Regions from separate parts of the Homo sapiens genome. Here all the other regions are linked to region 3. Evidence: chromatin loops called from intact Hi-C (ENCODE). Cell type or tissue: mammary epithelial cell. All regions are shown on one strand.

What was found. Hi-C counts contacts between places; a loop is a spot of excess contacts. Peaks named below come from ENCODE experiments on the same cell type or tissue, not always from the same donor. Only the 100,000 strongest peaks of a DNase experiment are listed, where the experiment ranks them.
Region 1: a loop joins it to region 3, with 8 times the contacts of the local background. A loop is called at or near these places in 14 of 110 quality-filtered maps.
Region 2: a loop joins it to region 3, with 8 times the contacts of the local background. A loop is called at or near these places in 4 of 110 quality-filtered maps.

Annotation. Positions count from the first base shown.
Region 1 is chr19:42,692,765-42,695,264 of GRCh38, reverse strand. No RefSeq gene overlaps it. Among named protein-coding and RNA genes, the nearest start is that of PSG3, 46 kb to the left of the region's middle. In mammary epithelial cell, a CTCF peak has its summit at 1,330 (motif pointing left); no DNase peak of the experiment used is centred here.
Region 2 is chr19:42,605,535-42,608,034 of GRCh38, reverse strand. All of the region lies in intron 2 of LIPE-AS1 (LIPE antisense RNA 1), which reads right to left. Among named protein-coding and RNA genes, the nearest start is that of CEACAM8, 12 kb to the right of the region's middle. In mammary epithelial cell, a CTCF peak has its summit at 1,184 (motif pointing left); a DNase peak (open chromatin) is centred at 1,144.
Region 3 is chr19:42,766,538-42,769,037 of GRCh38, reverse strand. No RefSeq gene overlaps it. Among named protein-coding and RNA genes, the nearest start is that of PSG8, 2.1 kb to the right of the region's middle. In mammary epithelial cell, CTCF peaks have their summits at 1,225 and 1,425; no DNase peak of the experiment used is centred here.

The sequences.
Region 1 (2,500 bases), 74 kb after region 3:
TCCATCATATTTAGAATGCCCTAAGATGTCGTTATCTCTGATTACTGGGGATGTTAACTTTGATCACTGGGCTAAAGTTCCTCCACTGCAAAATGACCCTTTTCCTTGAAAGCATTTTTAAACAACCAATCCCTGGGCCACACCACACATCAGCGAAATCAGATACACTTGAGGGATGGTACAGGCATTGGTAGGCTTTAAATGCCCTGCAAGTGACTCTAATCAGTATCCAGAGTTGGAAACCTATGGCTTAGACAGTGAAGATTAGAATCCTGAAAATCAGCTAGGAGACCATTTCTAAGGCTTCTCTTTAACAACAACAAAAAAAATTAATTCTAGACAAAAGCAAATACATCTGGATTTTGGCATGGACATATGGTAGAGAAATAGAGGAAAATTAGAAATCACCTGATGGGAAAAGTGATGAGTGAGTAGACTGCAGTCCAATTAAAAAAAAAAAAGGCAGAATCAGGTGTGATGACACTTGCTTGTAATTCCAGCATTTTGGGAGTGAAAGTGGGCAGATCACTTGAGCCCAGAAGTTTGAGACCAGCCTGGGTTTTCACCAGCCTGGGTGAAACCCCATCTCTACAGAAACAAACACAAAAAATTAGCTAGGCATAGTGGCAAGTGCCTGTGATTCCAGCTATTCAAGAGGCTGAGGCAGGAGGATCACTTGAGCTCACAAGGTTGAGGCTGCAGTCAATTATGATCTTGCCACTGCACTTCAGCCTCGGTATGAGAGTGAGACCCTCTCTCTTAAAAAAAACAAAACAAAAAAACAGTAAAAATAATGTTCTAAGGTCAGATCTAGTACAAAAACTTCATCTTATTCTGTGATGTTTAGATGCTATAATTAAAACAGAACATGGAGGTGTTTCCATATGCATAGCTGAAAGATTCCATACTTTTTATGCAGCTGCATCATATTCTGTTGTATAGATATAAGGTAACCTGTTTAATTAGCATTGTGCTGGTGAAAGTCTAGGTTGTTCCCAATATTTTGCTGTTAAACAATACAGTGAATAACTCTGATTAGGTGTCATTTTTTATGACTGTGACCGTGATAAATTTTTCCCAGTAAAGTTTGGGAGGCAAAAATATATATATTTTAAATTTTCACATGCATTAAGAAATTTTACTCTACAAGGTTTGCACAAATTTTTATGTTCCAAGAAAAGTAGGGGAGGGTAATATCACCTCAGTTGCTCTCACACGAAGGTCGTGAGTGACAGGACCTTTAGGGACACAGGCACACGGCCGTATCCCTGGTGCCCACACAGGGCAGGTGCATCTGGATCCTGGGAAGCTACAGGAAAGGTGAGGGTGCCCTCTAGAGGACACCCTGCTAAGGATCAGAAAGGGGCCAGGGGAGTTGAGAAATTACAGCAGGTCTTAAACTAAGGGCAAGTTCAAGTGGAAGGCATTAAGCTTCAAGGAGCAAGCTGAGGTGAGAAAGTGGTAGAGACTGATGGAAGGAGAAGGTAAAAAGCTCCAGAGAAGCTAGGGGAGGCATATCAGGGCTCTCCACTCCTCCTCAGCATTGAACATTGTAGTGGTCATGCTGGTGGGGCTCTGTGAGCTCTAGAATGTTCAGCACTATCTGGGGACTCTACCCACTCAAGGCCAGCAGGACTCCCTCCCCCAGCTCTGACAACCAGCAGTGTCTCCAGACTTTGCCAAATGCTTTTCCGAATGAAAAAATTGCCCGTGGCAGAAGCATTAATCTACACTAATCTATAAAAGCAAATCACCACTAAAATCCATCACCTCTTGGTAGAAGAATTACAAGTGTGAGAGTGGTAAAATTGAGGTCTTCAATATCGATTGAAATGGCTTTTACTTAATCAGCAATTTGATGTCCCAGAAGGCATGTTTAGAGATGATGCCACATGGCTGCCTGTACCTCACAGCAGAAATGGTATGGGTTTTCCAAGGGTCTGTAACCATGAACCGGAAAGGTCTGTAACTGCGAATGGGAATGACACCCACTGGGTTACATTACAAAGTGGGATGTAGGGAATTCTGTAGATATTGGGAGAAAAAAATATACAATGTAAACCCAAACCCCATTCTGCTTCTCTCACCATCTTAGGGCCATCTTAGCTATCTATGAATGGTAGCATAGGGATTTTTGTATATTTTCAAAATTGTATACTGTTGGATCATCTTTAAAATATTAATAAATCCCAAAATGGACCAAGTAACTGGACACTGCTGGAGTCTCACTTTTGGCCAGGAGAGCTGACAACATCCTGCTCCCCCTGTCCTGGACACTGTCTGACTCAGGGGCCTAAATGCTCCCTTATTATGGAGAAAGAAGATGTTTTGAACATTCTCACCATTCACCCATCCACCTCTCACACCCGTCGACCTCTCAAACCTCTTGCCCACTCTTGGATTTCATTCTTAATTTACTGAGCTCTATTTCTGTCCCTCATCCATTCCAACATGTGTTGGGTCCAGGTGGTGGCTTCTGCCCATGATTTTGTAAAAAAAA
Region 2 (2,500 bases), 160 kb after region 3:
CCTGATTCTACAGCTATAAAGTTCCCAAGAGGCAAAACTCATCTCTGGTGATAGAGATCAGAATGACAGTGACCTGGTGCTTGCAGTGGCTGGGAGGGGCGCAGGAGTGTCGCTTGGTGCAGACAATGTGCTCTGTCTTGATCTGGACAGGGCTGTCATTGGCACACACAAACATGCAGACATTATGCTATGTCCATGTTACTTCACCAAACAAGAAGTATAAAATCTCTTCAGTTTAAATTTTTAAAATCTACAAAACAATCAAAGACCAGCTCCTATCAACCTTACACAACACTTCCAGAGAAAAAGAAAATAAACAATACTCATTAACTCATTTTTGTGGAAGTAGAACCTTCTTATCAAAGGCCAACCAGGAAACAATGAAAAAGTAAAATTGCAGGCCCTACTCAGAAACAAAGACGGAAAATCCACAAATGAAGTACGACCAAAATGAGTCAGAATTTACCACCTTGAGTTGCTTCCCCAGAAATGCAAGGTTTAACATAGTGTTTTAACATCATGTTAAAATGCCACACTTTAACATAGCAACGTTAACAATTGTTTTTACTACATCAACAGATTAGCTAGAAACAAAATTATTATTAGCAGAACAGAAGCAAAATGGCATCATTCCATCATGATGGAGACAGTACAAATACTCTGGGCAAATGATGAAGAGAGGTGCCTCTTTTCAGGCCCTGGAGGGAAACTACACCCTGGTGGCTGTCACATTCCTCCTGATTCTTCCTGGTGAAGGCCCTCCTTGAAATCTCTGGGAGGACTCGTGCCCCACTGGGAAAGGCTCCATCTGGAAGTTTACACAGCAGCCCAGCCAAGGTCCTCAGGCACAAATCCTGAGTGACAGAGGCTTTAGGGACACAGGCGCATGGCCATGTCCCCAGCACCCACACAGGGCAGGAGTGTCTGGACCCTGAGTGTGCGGCCCCGTGCACGGACCCAGCCCCTCCCCAGTGACTTGGGCCCTGGGGTGGCTCCGGGTCCCCAGTCCATGCACAAAAATCTCCAGAGTCAGGCTCCTCCCTGGGGTTCCTGATGCCTGTCCAAGAGCTGCCCCGTGAGCAAACCTAAAGACTGTTGAGGGCTGGGATTGTGCCAGCCACGCTTGTCTTAGAAAGGAAAGGTAGAGCCTGAGTGCCGGGAAGGGCGAGTGCGCCCTCTAGTGGGCACCTCCTGCTAAGGAGCAAAAGGAAGCCAGGAGAGTTGAGAGATCAGGGCTGGCCTTGGACTAAGAGCAAGTTCAGGTGGAGAGGACTGTTGGGCAACGATGGAACTGAGGTGAAGGAGTGGTCGGGAGAGATGGGAGAAGCAGGTGAGAGGAAGCCCCAGGGAAGCTGAGGAAGGGCACCGCAGGGCTCTCCACTCCTCAGCAATGACATTTGGGGTGGTCATGCTGGTGGGGCTGTCTGTGAGCTCTAGGATGTTCAGCACCATTTGTGGGCTCTCCCCCAGCTCTGACAACCAACAATGTCTCCGGACATTGCCAGATGCCCCCTGGAGGGCAAAATTTCCCGTCCAAATCACTGATCTATCTTAATATCTACAAACAAGTCACCAGTAAAATCTTTCATCTCTTGGTAGAAGAATTGTGAGTGTGAGAGTAAAACTGACATCTTCAATATCTGTTGAAATGATTTTGACTTAATCAGAAACTTGATGTCTCAGGAGAAGACACGTTTAGAGGTGATGCCACATGACTACCTGTACCTCACAGCAGGAAGCGTGAGGCTTTTCCAAGGGTCTGTAACCACAAATCGAAAGGGTCTACAGTCCACCTCACTCATGCCTGTAATCCCAGCACTTTGAGAGGCCAAGGCAGGCGGATCACGAGGTCAGAAGTTCGAGATCAGCCTGATCACCATGGTGAAACCCTGTCTTTACTAAAAATACAAAAATTAGCCTGGCTTGGTGGTGTATGCCTATAATCCCAGCTACTCAGGAGGCTGAGGCAGGAGAATCGCTTGAACTCAGGAGGTGGAGGTTACAATGAGTCGAGATCATGCCACTGTACTCCAGCCTGGGTGACAGATTGCGACTCCATCTCAAAAAAAAATCAATTCTCTCATTAAGAAGAAATATCTTATGAAGAAGAAATTCATAGCAAAGGAATTTCTATATATTTTCAAAATTGTATACTGTTAGATTATTCCTTAAATATGAATCCATCCCAAAATAGACGTAGTAGCTAGACTGTGCTAAAGTCTCATGCCAGCCCTGTGAGCTCACAGCATTCTGCTGCCCCTGCTCTGGACACTGTCTCAACCTCAGGGGCTCAATATGGGGTAGGAAGGTGTTTTGAACATCTTCACCATTCATCCGTCCACCTCTCACACCCATTCCAATCTCAAACCTGTTGCCCACTCTTGAATTTGATCTTTAAATTACTGACCTCTATTTCTGTCCCTCATTCATCCCAACATGAGGTGGGCCAAGGTTGTTCCTTCTGCACATTATTTTGAGAAAAAGTACTCAACATTAGTTT
Region 3 (2,500 bases):
ATCAACACATAAATAAATAAATATGGTGACACATACAACAGAATGTTAATCTGCCATACAGAGGAATGAAGCTCTGACACCCGCTGGAACATGCATGGACTTTGGAAACATTATGCTAAGTGAAATATGTCAGAAACAAAATAACATAATTGTATAATTCCATTTATATGAAACATCAAGAACAGGCAAATTCATAGAGACAGAGTAGAGAAGATCAAGGTCTAGGGTGGAACATACAGGGAGTTATTGTTTAAAAGATACAAAGTTTCAGTTTAAAATGATAAAAATTTTCTAGGAAAAATAGTGGTGATGGTAATTTAACACTGTGTATGTGGTTAATTTCATTTGATTCAGCATTTTAAAGTGGTTACAATAGCACATTATTCACAGAACTGTGAAAAATAGATTTCTATTATTTAATTCACCCAGGCTAAGGTGTTTGTTATGGCAGCCGAAGCCCATGAATACATCATCTGACCCAGTGTTTCAATGAAAGGCATCAGATTTTCAATCAAGTTAGCTGGAAGCTCCTGTCCCCAGGAGAACCAGACGCCCCAAAACAAGAGCTCCAGCAGGGGCTCAACCAGCACAGGTCCCATAAGGCAGCCTCAATGTCAGGCCCTGGATGGCATGTGAGGCTACAATAATACAACCACAACGTGAAAATGTAAGTATTTTTACTACTTACAGACACTAGGAAGCACTCGGCAAACCTGGAGACCACAGACACAGAGGTCAGTGAGCCCAGACAGGGAGGAGAGAAGAGACCGGTGAGCCAATGGCTTTATTAAGTCCAGGGTGTTATCTGACAGGTTTCCAGCAGGGAGCTTTAATGGATGTGTTCAAAGCAAGCAGCAAACACTGGGACCAGGAGCTCACGCTGTGACTGAGAGGTGGTCACTTTAAATGTGAGGGCAAATGTCAGAATTATCAGTTTAAAGAAAGCAGCTGGAGAGAGGGAAACCCAGCACACCAAGCAGCAGAGATGCCTCTAAGATTTTATCTCTGGACACCAACTGGAGCCACTTGAACCAGACACAGTATTGAAAACTGCCATGGTGACCAAGCCCTGCCTCTGATTTGAGGCAAATAAACTTACACCTTATAAAAATGAATGCCAAGACAACATGACACTATGAGCATCATGACATCCAGGGACACCAGCAGGGTGTGGTACTGTGCCCTGGAGTCAGAATCCAGGGTTCTGGTCCCTGGGAGTAAGAAAATGAAAATGACTTGTCCCTGCCCCCTGACATTGATCTTCCCACCCTGCTGCTCCCTCTTCTGCTTCCAAGCCCAATTGCAGTGCTCAGCCCCAGACATCACTGCCCCCAGGGTATACACAGTGCCGCCTACTGCACACAAACACAAACTCACAGAAGGTGACAAAAATCTGCGTTTGGGACATCTGATTGTGAAAGAGGGAGAACAGTGAACATAGAGCCACACAGACTGGGACTCACGGGGCTGGAAGGTGAAGGAGCTGTAACATAACATATGTGTGACCTCGTGTGAAGTGTGCAGATCCATGTGGAATAAAACATGCAGCCTGGCCTGGGATTGCTGCCGTTCACACTTCCCTCCCTGTCCACCAGAGGGGGACAGAGTCCCTCCCAGCCTGGAGCCTTCCCAGGGGATGCCAACCTCACTCAGCGGAACCCACAGCCCAGCAGGGTCCACCCTCACCAGGGTCACTTCGGCCCAAGTCCTCAGCGCCCTCCATGCTCCCCACACGGACTCTGCCAGCTCCACCCTGACCTGGTGGCCGCCAACCTAACACCACTCCCTCTGCAGGGAGCTCCTCCCCACACACCTGCTCCTTCCCTGGGCCCAGCTAAAGGCATCTCCCAGGGCAGCGCTGGTGCACGCGACGCCACACTAGGCGCTTTCCCCTCGTGGCCTCCCTCCATCCTCATCAACTCTTTCTGTCACTGCTCCCTAAATGCCCGCCCCTGCCCCATCTATCCTGTTCTCTGGGGCATCCCAGGCCAAGCCTAGCACTGACACAGAACAGCAGCTGCCTAAGGGCCCACAGCCTCCCCGGGAATCAGCCAGGCACCCTATGACCTGCCTGCCCGCTGCACCACGGGGTGCTCAGAGTGCGTGTGATGGTCACACACAGGCACCATCCGGGATGTGGCCACCTGCCCCAGCTGTCCCTTGGGAAGGCAGACCTCTCCTGTGCGCTTGCAGGGAGAAGCGGGATGTTATTGCTCTTTGCTCCCAGAACACAACTCACCCCCACACGCCCCCTCAGGTGTGAGCAAGGTCCCTCCAGACAGGCTCTCTGGCCACTGCCTGTTCCTCCTCTACACACAGCAGCTTGGCCAGGTCAAAACCCTCAGGACAGACCCCTGGGTATGTCGGCACATGGAGGGCTGAGCCCATCATGGCCACGGAGTAAGTCAAGATGAATCTCTCCAGCTCTGAACCCCTGCTCTGTCCCAGGCACACCCTCTTGCGTCTCAACGAGCCATCTCCCTTGGGGTTCCTGGGTGAC